Regions from separate parts of the Mus musculus genome. Here all the other regions are linked to region 3. The links are chromatin loops, found by intact Hi-C in ENCODE. Cell type or tissue: heart. All regions are shown on one strand. Each heading gives the region's core, and the rest is flanking DNA. Links, peaks and the distances in the headings are about the cores only.

Region 1 (6,175 bases), core at 510-5,509, 54 kb after region 3:
GGAGCCTCAGACTGGGAGGTGGAGCTGGAGGCAGGCAGGCAGGCAGGCAGGCAGGCAGGCAGGCAGGCAGGCAGGCAGGAGGAGGGCTAGAGGAACGTTTTCCCATGGTACAGGTACAGGAAACACAAATCATCGGCAGAGTGAAGTAGACTGAAATAATTAAGAAATGTTGAGTTGCGGGTATTTATTAATTTCCTTTTTAAATATAATGTAATAGAGCTTTGTATGATTTAATTTTTAACAATGATTATATTTAACTGGCTCGTGAAGTTTCAGAAAATTTAACAAGTGGCCCTCACAAGCCAGTACACATTGGCCTAAAAAACACTTTCTTTGGCTTCCGATTTCCACACACCTCCTGACTGGACCTCAGATGCCCATTAATAAGCCACCAAGAGAAAAGGGGGTTAATTCTGGAAATTTAGCAGACTGCATGTTGATGGAGCATACTGGGGGAAGGCCAGAAAATGAAAGGGGAGGGGCTTCGCTCTTGCTGACTTCTTCAGCGCTACCCTCACCCCATATGCCCATGGTGTCCTCTCTGGTCCCCAGGAGTTAGAGGTACTGGTGAGGGGAGATAAGCTCTAGAAGAACACTTGGGGCCACTTTCCTGCCACGGCCCACACTTGCTTTCCCAGAGGGTCACAGCATCTGCTCTGAAGAAAAACATTTTCATATTTCAAGTGTTTATCTCTTCAGCATTGGAGTGCTGGCTCAGAGAGATTTGTATCTGAGGATCACCACTGCCTCGGGCACAGGAGAGAGCACTTACCCCAGTCCCAGCTCCTGCCCCCTCCCCCCTCTCAGTCTCTGCAATAATGCTTAATTAATATAATGAGCCTCCTGCACGTTGGGAAAAAAAATACTTATTTTTATAACCCAGCCTGGATTTTTCATTTCATTTCCTCTCCTTTGAGACTGGGTCCAATTAATTGGTGGTTTTTCCCAGCCCCCATCTTGCTCTGAACGTAAGAAAGGTGAATGCGGTATGTGTGTATATGTGTTTACATTTCGTCTGCATGAGAGATAAAGAAGGCTTGGCTTGGCTGAGGCACTTTAAATAAAGGGTTGTACACGTGGACTCTCTGTGGGGTGAGAGGATTTACCATCTCTTACCCAGGGTCCTTTCGAATCCTCTGACTTCCCCTCCCTATGGTTCTGAGGTTTCCTCTGAAGGTGTCTGAGGCTAGCCCTAGCTAGACCACAAGGCCACCAGTGAGCTAGCTAGAGGCAGTTCTGCCAGAGCTTCCTCTGCCTCCCCTCTGCCTTAGCCTGCTGCCCTCTCCTCCCACTCTCACCTGAAAGCCTGCTCCCTTCACCCTTGCTACTCATTGGAAACAACGGTAGCCTTTGCTTTTGTTTCAGCTGATTCATCACACTCTGCAGTCAGGGGGTGGGGGCATGCTTTTCAGAACAGGCAGAATTCCAACATCTGGATGAATAGATGGGGACAGAGAGTAAATGGCGGCCATAAGGAACTGCTGGGTTTACCGTTGTTCCTGCCTTAAGACTCTGAGAAGGAAAACAATTATTTTCCTTTTCCAGAGGAATCACTCAAGTTTGGGAAAGGGACACTTGCAACCTGACTCCGGGACACAAAATCGTAATATTGTTCTCAGAACCCTTTATCCTCAGATGATTAAAAACCCCATCGTCTCTGTTTCCCACTGTCCTACTTACAAAATACCGAATTACGTTGCAAGCAGAAGATAGACCTCTTTCTGCTTTGGGGTGGTTCCTTCTTGTTCTTTCAAAAGAAAAAAATGGGGCCCCAAGGGAACTAGTCAGGAGAAAGGAAACAGCTGTTGCTGAGCTCAGGGCAGAGAGGATACTAATGGGCACAGAATGACTGGCACCTCGCCCCAAACCTGAAAGCCACTGTGTCACCCTACTTTGCTCTTCCACAAAGAGACCAGACCCATTGCTCTCTAGAAGGATGCAACATGCCTTATCCCCTCAGTGAGTGTGCAAACAGAAGTCAGTAAATTCCGGAAAAGATGTATCTCAGTCAAACACGGAGGAGGTGAGGATGAAGGGGGAAGGGGGCGGGTCAGGATGGCCATGCCGAAATTCAACACAGACAGTTGATCGCAAGTGTCCATGGAAACCACTTACATTGCTTAGATATTTTCTGATTGAGTTGTTTTCTCGTGTTTTCTTTCCTTTCCTTGCTCCCTTTTAAGTCAGCAATTAGTTCTGTTCCTTTGGCTAGTGGTAATGGTTGCTCCAGGCTGACAAGACACCCACTGGTTTCATTCCACTGTTATTGTTTTTCAACATCGCCTTTCAAGCCACTCAGAATTTCTTTTTTTAGCTCTTGTGGCTAAGCTGCCTAGAGTGTGTTCCCACCACCCCCACCCCTACTGTGCTCCAAATCCAGTGACCCCTGGTGGTAGCAGAAGAGCCTGCCCCACCCTCCCTGACAAGCCACTTTGTCATCTCTCTGAAGCTACAATGACATGGGGTCATTGGTAGGAGAGCAGGCATATTTAGAGTTCTGACAATGATCAGACTTGGGTCTTTAAGGAAGGACACAAACTCTCCTTGAAATGATTGGTGTCCAGTTCTCCAGTGTTGAGGAAGGAGCGCCCCCTCCCACAGCTGTTTGTGGCTATTTCTAGTATAATTTTAATGACCTAAAATAGTTTCAGCCGATGCATCAGTTCTGCCGTGGCACTGGTCTTATTTCGTGGATGCAGAGACCGCACTGTCCGTGCGTGGAAGCAGCATCCCAGTCATGTATTAGATAATACCTACTGTAGCACCTTAGGCAGTAGCAGAAGATCAAGCCCCCAATTCTTCCTGATGCTTCTATAGCTTGGTTTAGTGAGAACCATGAAGCAGGGAGTTACGGAGGTGGATTTGCCTGAGCCCATTCTGCAAGTGTTGCTATTTTGATTTTCCATCGATGCCACTCTATCTCCCTCAGCAACTATGGGAAATTAACGAGGGATAACGCATTAAGGACTACATGGGGTCACTCGGGAATAGTATACTAAGTAAATAGCAATACCAATAGTATCGAGACTTGTTATTGTCGTGGTCATTATTGTTGTAAAGAATGAGATAAGAGCTGGGCCTGCTGGTTGCTAGCGTATAATGTCAGCTACTTGAGAGACCGAGGCAGGAGGATTGGAAGTTTAAGCTTGAGCTGCAGAATGAGTTCAGGAGCAACCTAGGCAACTTAGCAAGGCTCTGCCATTTAAAAAAAAAAAAAAAAAAAAAAAAAAAAAAAAAAAGGAAAGGGGGAAAAAAAAGGAAAGGAAAAGGAAAAAGGAGAGCTGAGTTGGAGCCACTGGTAGAGTGCTTGCCTAGCATCTGGGAGTGTCTAGAGTGCCTAAGTCCCATCCCTAGCACCACTGGGGTGGGAAGGGGAAGGAGGAGGTAAAGGAAGAAGAGGAGGAGGGGGAGGAGGAAGAGGAGGAGATAAGGCCAGAGACAAACAGGATTCTGCCCAGTGCCTCCCGATCATGATCCAAGTGTGGTCTGGAACATGTGCTCTTTCACTCCGGAATGTGTGCGCCCTTTTATACAGTGATTGACCTGTGACATGTGGTTACAATGCTCCCCGACTTTGGTAACTAAACGCCATACAAGCATCTAAAGAAAACTGGCAAACTTGGACTGGGACAGCACTGTGAAGGGAGCTTTGCCCCGCTTACAGGAGGCTCAGAGGAAAGCTAAGTGGGAGTAAGCCAAGAATGTAAACACTCAAGTTTTACCCATGCTGGCCATCCCTTCAAATGGAGGGCGAATACCCTGTTAACTTGTTACTGGGGTTGTTTTGCTGCAGACTTGGTTGCTGATAAACGCCAGCAGAGTGGGAGACCAGAGCCCTGATGGATGAACCTAAGACGGGCTTGCTTTTTTTACTGTAAGCTAGCAATGGCTCTGAATTTAAAACCTCCCTCTATGCTCAAAAGATCAGGTGACAGCTTTCAATTCAGACACTGTCAAATCAGTAGTCTCAGCTTTCCTGATGCTGCCACCCTCTAATACAGGTCCTCCTGTTGTGGTGCCCGCCCCCCAGTCATAAAATTATTTGCATTGCTACTTCATTACTCTAAATCTAATGCTATTGTGAATCAGAGTGTAAATATCTGATATGCAGGATATCTGATATGAGACCCCAGTAAAATGATCATTTGAGCCTCTGGTGGGGTCGAGACCCACAGGTTGAGAACCACTGCCTTGGGAGGAAGGTGGCTATGGTTTGCCTAGGGCATAGCCCTTAAAAATACTAAGCCAGAAAACTGGGGCTATGGATCGTGATAGATAATTAAAGGACAGGACGAGCTGAGCTGAAGCAAGCAATAATCAAGGGATAATTTCAACTAGAACAGGAAAGAATGGGGCGGGGGGAGGGGATCCTCTTGTAAGACAGGAGGAAAACAGCCCTGTTGGTGGAAAAGATGAAAACAGAGAGAAGCTGTTATCCCCCTTTTCTTGAAAACCCTGAGAGACTGGGGTGATATTGGACGGGGAAATTGAGAACAAACTAACTAGATGGCAGAGCTTTCTGTGGAAGCTGACACACCACATCGAAAAATACCTCCAGGTAGCTAGCTGCCTGCAAGGACTGGTCCGGCTGAATCCTTAAATCCCTGCCGAATGTTCTATCATAAACCTTGAAAACATCCTGCCGAGTTCATCCAAAGTCAATGTTTCCCTTAACTGGTTGTTAATTTGAAGACCTTAGCAGAGATAGACTGACCTTGGGAGGCCGGCGGAGTGGCTGACTCATGTTTTAAGTATGACCTATACTAAGAGACTCCATCTCCTGCTGCACTAAATATTCTTTCAGATGGTTGTTCTAGTAGGAGGGCAAGATGCTAGCCAGGAGATGCGTGTGAGGGACAGATGGCGTGTTTGGCTTTGCAATAGCCAGGAGGATCAAGCTGGTGATTTATTTTGGGGTTGGCTAAAGGGGAGTAGACACAATTGAATCCATTGCAATTGGGCCGACCCCAGTCACGTGCCCAGAGGACACTTAAGCAGCTGAAGCCAGATGGGACCATAAATCGCCAGGTGAAATATCAAGAGGCCCTTTTAGAGACAGCGTCAGGTGAAGTGCCTGAGCGACCCTCTCCTCTGCACCTCCTCTCTGCCCTTTTGAACTTGAGTTGTTCATTCCCGTGTGATTGTTTGCTCTGTGTCATTGGCAACAGCGGACATTCCGAGTCAAGGACATAGCAAAATGCCTCCTAAATAAGTCAGGCCCAAGAGGACAGGGATTTTATATCTTAGGGACTTTATTTCTTCGTTCTCTTTCAGCAGCTGGGTGGATTTCCTTTCCATTGTCTTTTTGTTGGAAGTTACCCACTGCTGGTGTCCTAGCTATCAGCCACAGAAGAACGCAGATTCCTCCCCACCCCCACCCTCGCCCCCCAGGGCCAGGGCTTAGCTGGCTGCTTGTCATATTAGGGCAACTTCTTGGAATCCAAAAGAGTTCCTTCCTAAGGACCAAGGGAATTCATAAAGCAACCCTGCCCCCCACCCGACCATGCCCACGATTCTTTCAGGCACTGAGTACTTGGCCTTTCTTAGTATTTAATGGTGGTAGCCCATAAGCTGGAATATTCTACAAGGTCTTCACTTTCAGAATACATCCAAGCTTGGTACCTTGTCTGAATGTCAGGACTTTCAAGAGCTGAAGCACTCCATGAACAAGGACCCAGAAAGGGAGCATTTAAAGAGAGTAGGGTTGTGTTTCCTGGGGAAGCACAGACTAAAGGTCTTAATTGATATTCTCTCTCTCTCTCTCTCCCTCTCCCTCTCCCTCCCCCCCCCCTCTGCATCTGTCTATCTCTATCTCTTTCTTTCCCTCTCCCTCTCCTTTTCCCTCCCCCTCTCCCTCTCTGTCACTCTCCTTTTCTCCCTCTCCCTCTTCTTTTCTTCTTTCCTCTCTTCTTCTCTCTCTCCCTGTCTCCCCCTTCCTCTCTTCTCCCCCCCCCATCTCTCCCTTCTCTGTTTGTATTTGAATGCACCACAGTGCACAACCCCTGGTGTCAGTCCTTCTATCTTGTCTGAGACAGTGTCTGTTTGTTCAGTGGAGTGTACCTCAGGCTATCTCAGAAACTTCCATTCTTTTTCCCACCTACTTGTAGGGGTACAGTACAGGTGGGTTTGTAGACCTGTGGTTTTACTTCCGTCCTGGGGTCATCAGGCTTGTGAG
Region 2 (6,175 bases), core at 510-5,509, 64 kb after region 3:
CAGCTATGACATGGAGTATCAGGTGAGTCAGGGAAGAAAAGGGGTGTGTGTGTGTGTGCAAGAGGCAAGGGACTCACTGTGATCCCCATTCCAACATTTCAAAGAGCCTGCCCATTCATCATTAAGGGACGTGGTTAAGCTCCGCTGTTTTCATTGTGTTTCTTGTGTTGCCATGGCAACTAAATGACACTTATTTGTTATTCAGAATGCGCCTATCTCTACACCCAGACTTGGTTCTTTGTTCCTCCTATTGCCTTTTATATTGCTGAAATCTTCTCCAACAAATGTTTCTTCTCTCCATTTTATTTTAGATTGCTATCAGGTAGGCCGACAAAAGGACACAGAAGCCAGGGAAATAAACACAAATGTCCCCTCTATCCCCAAGGCAGTGGAGGGCTCAGGATGGAGGTGGCCGTGGCCGTGCCTTCCCAGACCTGCTCCAGAGAGCACGGATCCAGAAAGGGGCGTAAGATGGATAGGCATCCTCCATCAAACCCGAGAGCCCCAAACAAGTGGCTTCTCTCTCAGCTTCTATTATCTCTGTCCCACGGAGCAAGAGGCACAGATGGGCCCACACATCTGTACCCACATCTTGGGTTAGAGTAGACACACTGTGGACGAGGGCGCTGAAAACCAGCCAAGGCATTAACCTGCTCCTCCCCAGATGAAGAGCAGCAACAGATGGCTGGAGAGGCAGCCAACTGCTCTTTCAGCTTGCCAGAGGACATGTGCTCGTTTGCAGAAAGAACCTGGGGAGGGCGAGAATGAGGAGTGGTTAAAGACCACAGAGCTGAGTGTAGTGTGCAGGCTGTAGCCACTCACTTCTGAGACTACAAGGCATCCGGAGACCCTAACTCCCCAACCTGGGCCCCCCATTTATTAACCTTAGTCCCAGGGGGCATTAGAAGAACCTGTTAGAGGTTTTGTCTCCGTTTTTGTCTTTGTTTGAGTTTCTCCAGGCAGAAATGTATCTTACTGGATTTTGTTACTACCTCATCTGTGTGCCTAACACATAGTAGATGCTCAGTAAATTGTTGATAAAAGAGTAAATTATTTCCCTGCTGTTATATGAACAGATCTCTAAGTCAGAGTGTGAGGAGAGGTCATGCAGAAGGCCGTCCAAACCTAAGGACCGTGTTTCCTTTATTACCATCACTTGCTCATGTCCTCTGAGTTCTCAAATACCTGCCCTGAGCACCCGAAGGATTTCCAGGAAAGGAACCTCTGAAATAGCTAGGGAAATATCAGTACCCCTCTCCCTCAAGGATGCTTCAATTGTGGTTCTTTTAATCAGTATGTTCTTGTTACTGGACAGCAATATCTATCAACTTGTTACATTTTCTTATCCTCTCAAATGTGTAATTGATTTGAACCAACTCTTCTTAAATTAAGATTTCAAGAGATGGAGCCATGTGGTCCACAGATGTGTATGTACCAGGTGCAATAACACACACACACCGGATGAACCAGGAAGATTAGCTAATCTTGGCTCTTGTCCTTCCGGCTCTAGATCGTGTTCGAGGGAGTGATAGGGAAGGGACGATCGGGAGAGATTTCCATCGATGACATTCGGATAAGCACTGATGTCCCACTGGAGAACTGCATGGGTACGTGCCTTCCTCTCTCTTGGCGGTTGTTTCAAATAAGACATTGGGATATGCAGAAGGAAGCAACTGCTGTCTTCACATTTCCCAGAGGGTCGGGCTGTGCTAGTCTGTGCAGGAGGTGAAGTATAGACTTGGTTGAGTCTTGGGCTGAGGGTGGGAGGGGTAAGACTAAGACATGAGGTGAAGGTTTTATATATCCATCTCCCAAACAGAAATAGATGTGCATTAAGTATGTGAAAATTTGGGGTGCCGAGACCCCATCATCAGACTCCAGTTTTTAAGCAAAGAAAATGCTAGAGGACACGAGTGCCTGCCAGTCAGAATTACATGCTGGGAAGGGTTGATGGATTTAATGGAAGCCTTCAGTGGTGGGCAAAAGTGCTACCCGTGCTATATAAGAATGCTAACACAATTACCCACGCCATTCTTTCACATGAATGAACTGCAGGGAAAATTACGGCATAAGAAATCAAATGTTACATTTTGTTTTCAAGCTAATATTTCTAATGCTCAAGAGTCTAGACTTGTAGGATTAAGCATGGCGTACCAGAGGACCCCCTCACTATCTCTTTGGTCAGAAGTGCTAAGAACCAGCCCTCCTGAAATGCACACATTTCTGCCCAAGGCTCCATCCTGAAGCAGGGGTTTCCCTAAGGGCACCCCAACAACCTCCCATCCTAGCCGTGGATCTTTCCCCAAACAGAAAAGGAATAGGACTCGCTCCCAGCCAGCGGAGTTGCTGTAATAAGTTACCAAGTGCTGTTCTTGGACCTTGGGTGTCTGTGCCTAGTGATGTCAGAAGCAACTGGGACTTCCCCAGTCCCCCAAGCAACTCTCAGGGCTTGGGCATCTAAAACTAATCCCAGGTCTGAGAAAGTAATCAGTGGTAAGTGGCTGATTACAGTGCCTTGGGGACCTGTTACTCTGTGAAGGACTTTTTGTTCCAAAGCAACTTGAGCATCCTCTCTGCTTACCCTAGCCCCGTGATGATGGTAGGCAGAGTCTAGAAAACAAACAGGAGGTGGGCCACGTTCTGAAGCATATTGCCAAGTGGCCTAACAGACTCAATTGTGTCATATTCGTTAACTTTTCTCTCTATCTAACTCAACTTTTTTTCTGTTTTTTGTTTTCTCTTTCAGAACCCATATCAGCTTTTGCAGGTGAGGATTTTAAAGGTAAAAAAAAAAGAACATTTGTTTTGCATGGCTTTTTCTCTTTCCATGTGATGTGAATTTGGTGGGGGGAGTAACTCCCATTTTAACAAAGCTTGCAGGAGAAAACAAATGCTTCACTTTCTCACCACTAGGTGGCGGCAGCGACACCCATAGATTCCGGGGATTGAGATCCTCAATGTCTCTCATTTAATTAAAGCTTAGAAACCTATAATAGAGACAAATAGGTTACAGATAAACCTTTGAGCCTTGCATTGTCCACTCGGGAGCAATGAGGTTGAAAATGCAGGAGTGGTGAGAAAGGAGAGGCTGTGGGAAGATTAACCCTCAGTGAGGCGTAGTACCAGCATTCTAGTGAAGATGTTGGGAGAAGGAAAAAAAAAAAAAAACCTGAGGAGGGCTGTGATCTTAACAGGGGGAAAGGTGCTGAATTCAAAGCTGGTAGAGGGAGCAAGGAGGTTCATTCTCTGACTAGAGTCAGGGCACTTGAATCTCATGGCTGGGAACAGAAAGGGACACTTCCTCCCTAAGAAAGCAACTAGAGAACAAAGCAAAGTAGAGGGAAATTGGGATGCTTGCCTCATCCAAGAAAAGAAGCAAGGGCTCCCAGCCTGGAGCGAAGGGTACATTTGTGCTTTTCAAATGCAGCGGGTTTACACTCGCCCTCCACAGTCAGTCTGGCTGCTGATGCTGCCCAAGTCCTAATACTTAAGCTCAGTAGCTGCTCTAAGTGCTGAGTGCTCCTCTGCAGTTGGTGGACCGCAGCATGTTCACAGACCCTCGCCCAGTGCTTAGTCCCAAGGGCCTGTTTGGTGCCAGCCGTGAGAGAGCTGTTACACCCTGTCTGTGCTGCCTAGGCTGGACCCTCTAGGTGACAGCATTTTAGAAATAAGATCCCCATTTTATATATCCAAATTCTCCATATCTTATCTCCGCTCTCATGCATCTGCCTAGTTCCTGACTAGAGAGAGAGATGAGCCCTTGGCTTGACACCTGTATAGGCTCCCTGAATCCAAGTCGCCCTGCCTAATTTGCCATTCGTCCCTAGCTCTAAGACCATCAATACGGAGGGGAAAGTGGTAGAATAGAGCTCTGGCCGGTGTATGTTTTGATTCTTATCCTCTCTCCTGCTCCCCCACCACATGTGGAAGTATTGTGCATCCATGTGCACACCTTGCTGCTCCCTGGGGTGTAGCTGTGAACGCAAAGCCTGACAGGGAAAGTTAAGGTGCAAACGGAACAGCTTGGACTGTTAGAGCTTGGCGCTCACCTTCCTGGTGCAGCCTAAGGTTTATGCTGGGGAAGAGAAGCCTGCTCCCGACTCTCTGTGGGTTGTTGAGCCTCAAAGCTCCCTGAAAGGCCAGTAACTGCTATAAAAGCTGTGCTCGACCCATGTCTGGGCGTGACTGACAGGAACAACAGCTGAAGGCTTCACTCCTCTGAGAGAATAAACACACCAAGCGCACGTGCTCTCCTTGAAGTTGTGTGCGGCACAAGGCTGCACACCCAGGCCCTGTTCGCCTGTTAAAAAAAAAAATATATATATATATATATATATATATATATATAAAATAAAGTCTCATCTGAGTGGCAAATGTGCACTTAGGCTAAATAAACACCGGGCTCAGTGGCTCGAAGGTAAGACTTCTCAGTATGTTCTTGATGCTTTGGGGCTGTACAGAGAGGGCTCCAGTTGCAAGCATTGACTCACGGATGCAGACATGACAAGGAGGCAACCAGGTCTTTGGGTGCAGAGACTTGGCTCAAGAACATTAGAGAGCCAAGAGCACAGTGCGAATTAGAAGTTTCAACCACACTGACGTGTGTTCTGTGACGCTTCTGGGTGCTAGCCAGGTGAACCTGGGACCTTCTCACACGTCTCCATCTTTACTCAAACAAATGGTCTCCACTTGGGAGACATGACTTTTGTTCTCTTCATGGGCAGGACAGTAGGAGCCTCTTGCTCAAGACATAAAATCAGCATTTTTACTCAAAACAGAGAATCAGAGTAAAATCAGATTCAGGCAGGCAAGTTACCAAGAACTGATGTGGGGACCCCGCTTACAACCACCATTTGCATTGCTTCTGTGCCTATAGGATTCGGGTTATGTTCCTTTTGATTATAAACTAGTCATGCAGGAGAAGTAATCCTACTCACTACAGGAGAGCAGTGTGTTCTGGGTGGATCTTCAGGGAAATGCAGAAGTGGCCTTTGGACCTGTGCTGATGGGGGCTCTGGATCTTTCTTCGTTTGAAGTATCTTTGGTTTCTGCCTTTAACTGGCTTCTTGCATTGCCGCTTCATGTGCCTGTAGACCGTGTACGTGGATGTGACTTAGTGTGGAAGAGAAACTGTACAGAGAAGGAGGAGGCAGAGGAATTGAAAACACTGTGTCCTCATGCCATTCTTTAGAAAGATCTTTTTGTCGCTCATATGAGTCATGTTTGAAACAATGTAACTTGGGTGTGCTTGCTTTGCTTGCTTGCTTGCTTGCTTGCTTGCTTGCTTGCTTGCTTGCATAAGCAGTGACTATAAACATGGTGTCGTCACGTATCTTTGTTCTTAAGGTTCGAGCTTTAACAAATGAAAAACCGTGTATAAAGGGAAAGGGGAAAAAAGACTGAAAAGCCGTATAATTAAGGTGATGAATTATTTCCTCTTGCTCAGTGCTTTTTTTTTCTTAATAAAAGAAAAGGTAACAAGCAAGAAGCCAGTAAAGAAATAGATAATGCCCACAGTCAGGATAGTGGGGCTCCTGACCAGGTGGATATTTTTAGTAGCTTCTGGTGAAGACAAGAGTTGTTGTTGCTCCTGTAGGAGGCTGTGTGTACTGAATGCAGTAGGAGCAGAAATCATGGAGACCCAGGCAGGGCTGCACTGTGAAGGTGTTCTTGGGCTGCGGTTCCCTGAACTCCCTTCTTATTAAGGGCCCTTAAAGGAACACGCGTATGCTCTGATAGTCCCATGGTTGTGAATGTGTCTCCAGCCGTTTCTAAGGCTTCTGTGCTCTCTCTTTTGGACTCTACTGTGTGCCTTTCTGCTGTCCCCCTACCTGCCCCCCTCCGATTTTCATCCAGATACAACCAGGAGAAAATGAGCATCAAAGGCCGTCCTGTGGACATGGCTGGGAATCGTTGTTAGGGAGCCGCACATAGGGTAAAGCTGAGGTCAGGCTGGCACCTGACTCCATGCCTCAGAGAGTTTGAGTTAATTTATTTGGGTCCTACGGGCCAATCTGCCATTTCTACTCACATCTCTTTTCCACCACCACTGTCACTCTCACAACCTGCCTTCCACTCCAAAACTTTGCATGCCAGTAAGACACCCCGTCCCTGGGTACAGGACTGGATGGGCCCCATCAGTGTATCTTTCTCATCAGCTTCCCTTTACTCTACA
Region 3 (6,175 bases), core at 807-5,806:
GTTGTAATCAGCTACTGGGAGGGAGGAGTTGTAGAGGGAAGGCTATCTCTGAAGTTCTTTGGTGGTGTTCTCACTTCCAGATCCACCCTGCGGAGGTCGGCTGAATTCCAAAGATGCTGGCTACATCACTTCCCCAGGCTACCCCCAGGACTATCCCTCCCACCAGAACTGTGAGTGGATTGTCTACGCCCCCGAACCCAACCAGAAGATTGTTCTCAACTTCAACCCTCACTTTGAAATCGAGAAACACGACTGCAAGTAAGCACAGCCCTGCTGACTGGGGACGCACACACAGGGCCACTGCTCTGATATTCTGTCCTTTCTCTCACTGAAGGGCAGTTGTGGGCCCTAGCCACAGAGGGCCACTTAAACATGGCATTAGCTTCTAGGAGAGGTAGGGTGGATTTGATTCTGTGGTATTGTAAAGAATCTTTTGGAATGAGGTACAGAAAACAGTGGTACCCTGTCTGTAGAAGTTGGCAGTGGAAAGAGTTTCCATTGGGGCAAGAAGCAGACTACAAACCCCGCTTCTTGTATCTGTGACTTAGCTTCCTTTGGAGGGCTCCCCCATTTTGATTGCTGCCTTATCAGGAACCCTACAAGCTTCCCTAATAAAATGGTAGCTGGGTCCTCAAATATATCCAGCAATAGGGATTGGCTTATTGCTTTCCAAAGGCGCTGCTCATTGCAGAGTTAAAAATACAGAGTTGGTGAAGGATGGGTTAAGACTCCAATTGATTCTTGATGTCCATGCTGCACAGGTTACTCTCAAAGATGCAGGTATAGATTCCTTCTACAAACAGTTCTAATTGCTTTACAATTAAGCCACTCAGTTCTTGCTGTAGCCCTGGGAAGCTGGTGCCATCATGATCTTCATTTTGACAAGAGGACACTAAAACACAGAGAGGTTAAGTCAGTTACTCAAGATGGCCTCAGCTGGTCTTATAACAGGACATCTGTTCAGCCACCTTGGAGATGCAGACAGTCAGAGAAATGCTCGTAAGATGCTGTGCGCACTCGGGAAAACAGGCTGGCTGAGTAGTCTCTAGACCTCTGTCCTGTGTGCTTGCCTCATGAATCAAAAGTGAAAGTGTTCATAAAAGACTATGGCACTGGCAGTTTTGGTCTTTGTACCATACGTTCTGGTGACTGTTCAGTATCCACACGACACCTAAACACTCCGAGCATTCCTGTGACCAAGGAGTTGGGAGTCCTGGATAATTAATAAGGAGACAGCTGGTGGGACAGGTATAAGAGAGCAGGTGACACTCCTGGCCCCTAATGTAGAGCAGGCTTCAGTCCAGGCCAGTGCTTCCTCTGACGGACTCAAGGCTCCTCTGTAACTAGTACTAGACCCCGAGGCCTGGCAAGCTGCTGTCCTTATTATACTCTCAGGACCACTTTGCACCTACAGAATGGTTTCCTTCTAACAGGAGGTAGTCTGTGCTGAAAACCAAAGAGTTTCCCGGATGGATGCCACATGTGACTAAGAGTCACAGGATGGGGTTTCTAATTCCAGGACCAGTCTTGGCTGCCTGGATGACATAGCACATCAGTTCCTCCTTTGTCTGTCTTACACAGACACACTGGACACATTGACTCAGCATCCCAGGATTCCACTTCCCCAGCAGCAAAGCTGACAAAGAATTTGGGTTTGAGCAGCTCTGTAAAAGGACTTTTGGGTCCCAGCGTCTTTGGCATCAACTGAGACATAATGCACAGAGTGCTTGAGAGCGGGCTCAGAGGAACTTGACTAAGCACCTCTCCGGACAGAGGGCCAAATTCGGTTCTGCTGATCCCAGTGCAATCTCGAGGGGAAATTGCTAAGAGGCCATTTTATGGATATTCACTATGACAGGGGAAAGGGGCCTTGCTTTTTAGAAGGTTGGATTCAGACAGCAATGAGCAAAGCCCCAGATATATTGTGTAGAGTAAAAGGCTAGGGACGCACTCTGCAGCCCCGGGATCCAACCCACAGGGCTGCAGAACTTGGTGTGGAGCAGAAGGACTCATACCTCACCTTTGCTGGAGTCTGAAGAGAGGAAACAGGCAAGTTACAGGCTCTCTTCCCGGCTTCTCAGGCCTTCCTAACTAGCTTCCTGTTTTTCTCCACATGCCTCATCCTTGCTGCTGGCTGCAGCCTAAAAGGTCACAGAGGTCAGAAAGAAAATCTTTCTGGAATCTATTTCCCCCTAGTGTCAAATTGTCTGCAAGGCTCCTCTAGGCCCACTTACCCTCGCTCTCGGTCCTCACCCACCCCGCCACCGCTCCCCCACACCCCATCCTCTGTCTCTCTCATTAATTTTTATATTTAGAAGGCCGTATCTGGTCCCACTTGCCCTCATTTGCATGCAGAACAAGGGGCTTGCCCGATTTACTTTCTTGAGAAAGGAACACTTCATCTCATTAAATCCTGGAAGGTTTTTCTTGTTCTTACACTCTTTTTGACTCCTTCTTTTCCACGCTGCATTTTTTTTTAAATAGCATTTGCTATCAAAGGAAATCCGTCCCCTCTTTCTTCGCATTTTGGGGACATGCTCAATTGTTTTACCTCAAAGTTTATGAAGCAGGTACCTCTCCCAACAGAAAATTGCCTCTGCTGCCCATCTCTGAGTGAGCAATAGCTTGGAGAAGAAAGAGGAAATGAAAGGGTACAGCCTACATGCCTGCCCGAGTTGTCTCTTCTGCTTTCTCTGCATGAAATGAACTACAAAAAAAATGGCCCTCTGACCTAAGACCAGGGCCCTTATAGGGAAGATTATTCTGGTCTGTGGTACCTAAGCCTTTTCCTCTCTGTACCTTAAAGTCTCCATTCCAGAAGGTCAAGGCAACCCCCAGACAGATCTTTTCCTGACCACCGCTTGTTCATTTTGTTCCACTGAATCTTGCTGTCTGCTTGGAAAATTTCACTCACAAGCGTCAGCCGTTCTGTGCCAGTGCAATCCGAAGCCACCCTTTCTCTTAGCTTTGCCTGCCTCCTCCCTTGGGCTATCCACAGGGAACCAACCCCTAAGCACCAGCATGCTGTCCTGGGGACTGGGGAGCAGCTACAGGCAGAAGCAAAGGCCGTTGTGGCATTGACAGCTACCTGTGTCAAGGGACAGAAAGACAGGACTCAGGGCTGTCTGGGCAAACAGAAAGAAGTCACTTCATCCCCCTGGGAGCAGAAGATACCAGGAGGCTGCTGCCTTGGCAGACAGAGAGAAGCCATTCGCTTGAGTCATCAGCCAGAGGGTTCAGCGTTATGGTTTTAGAAACATACACACAAGACTGGGTATTTTTCCACTTCTAAACTGTGAACTGTATGAACTCTTAAAAACATTCACCAACATGCTGTCCTATACAACTTACTCACCAGTCTTCAAGCAGGCTTGGTGTGCATGTGCTTACACACACACACACACACACACACACACACACACACACCCATTGTAGAGGTCCAATCAAAGGTAACTAAAATCAAGACCTAGTTCCTAGAAAGAACAAGTATGTAGCAGATAGGTATCTTGAAAATATCTTGGGGAAATTTGAAAACTAGGAAGTTGTGAACATACATTTCTTAGGCCACCTCACAAGTAAGTCTACGTAGATTCAGAACAAAACTACCTCATTCCTGTCAAAGTGAAGCCCATTGAGGAACAATCTCTCCGGGCAGAGTCCCTCCGTGGAAGTCCTGAACATTTTAAAGCCTCACTTCCATGTTTTCTTAAACAAAACCAACAAACGTTGAGGAGAGTCATTTTTTGTTCTTGATGATTTAGGATGGTAATTCTAGACTTCACTCCTTCGTGCACGATGAAGGCCGATCAATGTCCTCTTTGGATCTGATTGGCTCTTGAGGATGGATGCACTTGAATGCAGTACCGGCAAAGCCCAGAAGAGGGCGCCAGATTCCCCTGAAGCCACAGCTAACAAGCAGTTGTGAGCTTTTGAATGGCTGTGCTGTGAACTGGGCTCGCCGCAGAGCCATCTCCTCAGTCTACATTTGAATTTTTGTTGAGCTTTTAAACATCTTAAGTCCCCCAAACCATGATAACAAGTACTTTGCTGTGTCTAGTTTGTGTTACCACAGTAAGTTAGCAAGCTCGTTAAATGCCTCTGTCATGGGAAACTCGAGACTATTTTCTCCTCGTACTTCTTGCTTTCAATTCTTATGAGTATCCTTCCTCATACAGCCTCCCTCTTCTGACTTGCCTTTATTTTTCATATGTATCAATTTTGCCGTAGAAGATCTTTGCTGTCTATGCCAAAGATTAGGTCCTGGGGTTCAAGATTTCAACCCTAAGTCCGTGTAAATTCAAGGCTACCATTTCTTACTTGCTTCGTTCAGCCAAGGCCACGACAGAGTAAGGACTGCCTGGAGATTGACTCTCACCCCGACTGAGCGTAACACAGCACCCATAGTTCTCAGCGTTGGTTTAGACTCCTGTTTCTTCTGATCCTCTCAGTCCCCTACATTCTGGATATGGGTATGGGCCTCTTGCCAACTGTCCTAGCTAAACAAAATGTGCTTGTGTTTACTTACCACAGAGGGTCCCTCTAAATCTTAGAAGATCCTGGGTTGATAAATTAACCATGAGGCTAAGCAGGGGCAAGAAACCAGACCTCAGTAAGCTGGTCCCTTCATGACGAGCAGTCAGCGCTTCCCTGTGCTCAGCAAACAGCCAACATTCCCAGCAACCAAACATAGCTCTTCCACCCGTATGAAGTCTCCCTGAGCTCCCGTGGCATGGGCTGTACCTCCTTCTCTACCCATGTTTCCCCAGGGTTTGTCTCCTTGCCCTTTATTGGCTCCTGCTCCAAGCCACCTCAATCACACTGTCTGTTCCAGTGTGATGATCTCACGCTCTCCAATGGCACAGACCCCATACCCAGACTATGAACTGCAGAAACGAGCCTGCGAGAGAACTCAGCAGGTGTGTGCACATACTTCTTTTATTGATGTCTTGTCACCGATTGCACCAAGGCATCCGTGATATGAACTGTGGTATAAATTGTGTTGGAAAGTGGGCAGGTCAGGGTTTCCCCATTCTTCCATCTGAGATTACAAAGGAAGGACAAAGATGATGGGATCTGGGCTATACATGTCACTAACTACTCAGACTTGGGTCTGTCACCAGCCAAATGGCCATAGGCCGTTCACTCTGTGCCCAGGAAGTGCTTAAAAGCACCTATTATTGCCAAACTTGATGGCCAGTTTTGGAAATACATGGGGTTAGTAAATTGTACCCTTTGACCTGATAGATTTTGGGACTCCAGAGTAGGAGGTGGTGAGGTCAAACTGTCCCAGCTGGCACAGTACGTCTGAGCCTGGCAGTGGGTTGGCAATTTTCTGTCTTTGTCTCAATAGACAGGAAAGCATATGAAATAGCTCCTCCGACACACACAAATGAAGAATCGTGCTCTCAGACGGCTTAAGCAAGTGACCCTCAGGTCCTGTCCTCTGAAGGGCCTGGGTAAGGATTTGAGCCCTACTTTCCAGTCTGCCCTTCTTTAATCTCATGCTGTCTGCCTCCCCCTCCCTCACACTGCATGTCCCCACTGTGACTTGATGGGAGACTGTTATCTGAGTCCACAGTACCCAGGTCCAGCTTAGGCTGGAAGACCCGGGGAGGCTCCCTGGAAGAGGAGCTGCCTATACTGACCCTAGAGGAGTCAGTCAGCAAGAGGGAATGTGCAAGGGTGGCACTCTGAAGAGAGGACTGTCGCTAGCTCTGGGAAGTACAGTCATAAACATGGCTGACCTTCATTTCCTTTCCTGTGAGTGCTGTCAGGGCAGGGGCAAGAGAAGGAAGGCTGTCCTTGTGACTTTTGCTACAAACCCTCTTCCTGGCAAAAAAAAAAAAAAAAAAAAAAAAAAAGGTGCCTGACATGTTACTTAACTCTATTTCCTGGCCAGGCCACTTCCCCCACCTCCTCAGGAGGGGGACCCAGAGCAGGAAGCAGGAAAGGCTGGGATTATGGGGAGTCTACGGCCCCGCCCTCCCCGCGGTTGTAATGTCTCTTCTGCCTAGATCCCTATGTCCAGATGTCCTTAGGATAATGGAGAGTGTGGTTTGTTCTGGCACAGTCCAGGTTACAATCTGGATTAAGTCCTCGTCAGTTCACTCCTGTCCAGACCCTAGATCCCTTTTCTTTTCTCTGGGAAATCAAATTACCCAATTGGAGGTGTGGC

The links. Hi-C counts contacts between places; a loop is a spot of excess contacts. Peaks named below come from ENCODE experiments on the same cell type or tissue, not always from the same donor. Only the 100,000 strongest peaks of a DNase experiment are listed, where the experiment ranks them.
Region 1: it touches region 3 in a loop (2.6-fold over the local background); 10 of 42 quality-filtered maps call a loop at or near these places.
Region 2: a loop joins it to region 3, with 3 times the contacts of the local background. A loop is called at or near these places in 10 of 42 quality-filtered maps.

What each region holds. Positions count from the first base shown.
Region 1 is chr1:62,772,669-62,778,843 of GRCm38, forward strand. The region is part of intron 12 of Nrp2 (neuropilin 2); the gene reads left to right. Among named protein-coding and RNA genes, the nearest start is that of 4930487H11Rik, 19 kb to the right of the region's middle. In heart, for the core only: a CTCF peak has its summit at 2,405 (motif pointing left); no DNase peak of the experiment used is centred there; H3K27ac peaks cover 2,349 bases.
Region 2 is chr1:62,783,535-62,789,709 of GRCm38, forward strand. Nrp2 (neuropilin 2) reads left to right here. Exons shown (of 17, transcript NM_001077404.1): 13 at 1-22; 14 at 1,511-1,607; 15 at 2,747-2,767. Among named protein-coding and RNA genes, the nearest start is that of 4930487H11Rik, 8.1 kb to the right of the region's middle. In heart, for the core only: a CTCF peak has its summit at 2,905 (motif pointing right); no DNase peak of the experiment used is centred there.
Region 3 is chr1:62,718,850-62,725,024 of GRCm38, forward strand. Nrp2 (neuropilin 2) reads left to right here. Exons shown (of 17, transcript NM_001077404.1): 2 at 81-258. Among named protein-coding and RNA genes, the nearest start is that of Gm29083, 3.8 kb to the left of the region's middle. In heart, for the core only: a CTCF peak has its summit at 3,873 (motif pointing right); DNase peaks (open chromatin) are centred at 1,592 and 2,062; H3K27ac peaks cover 2,809 bases.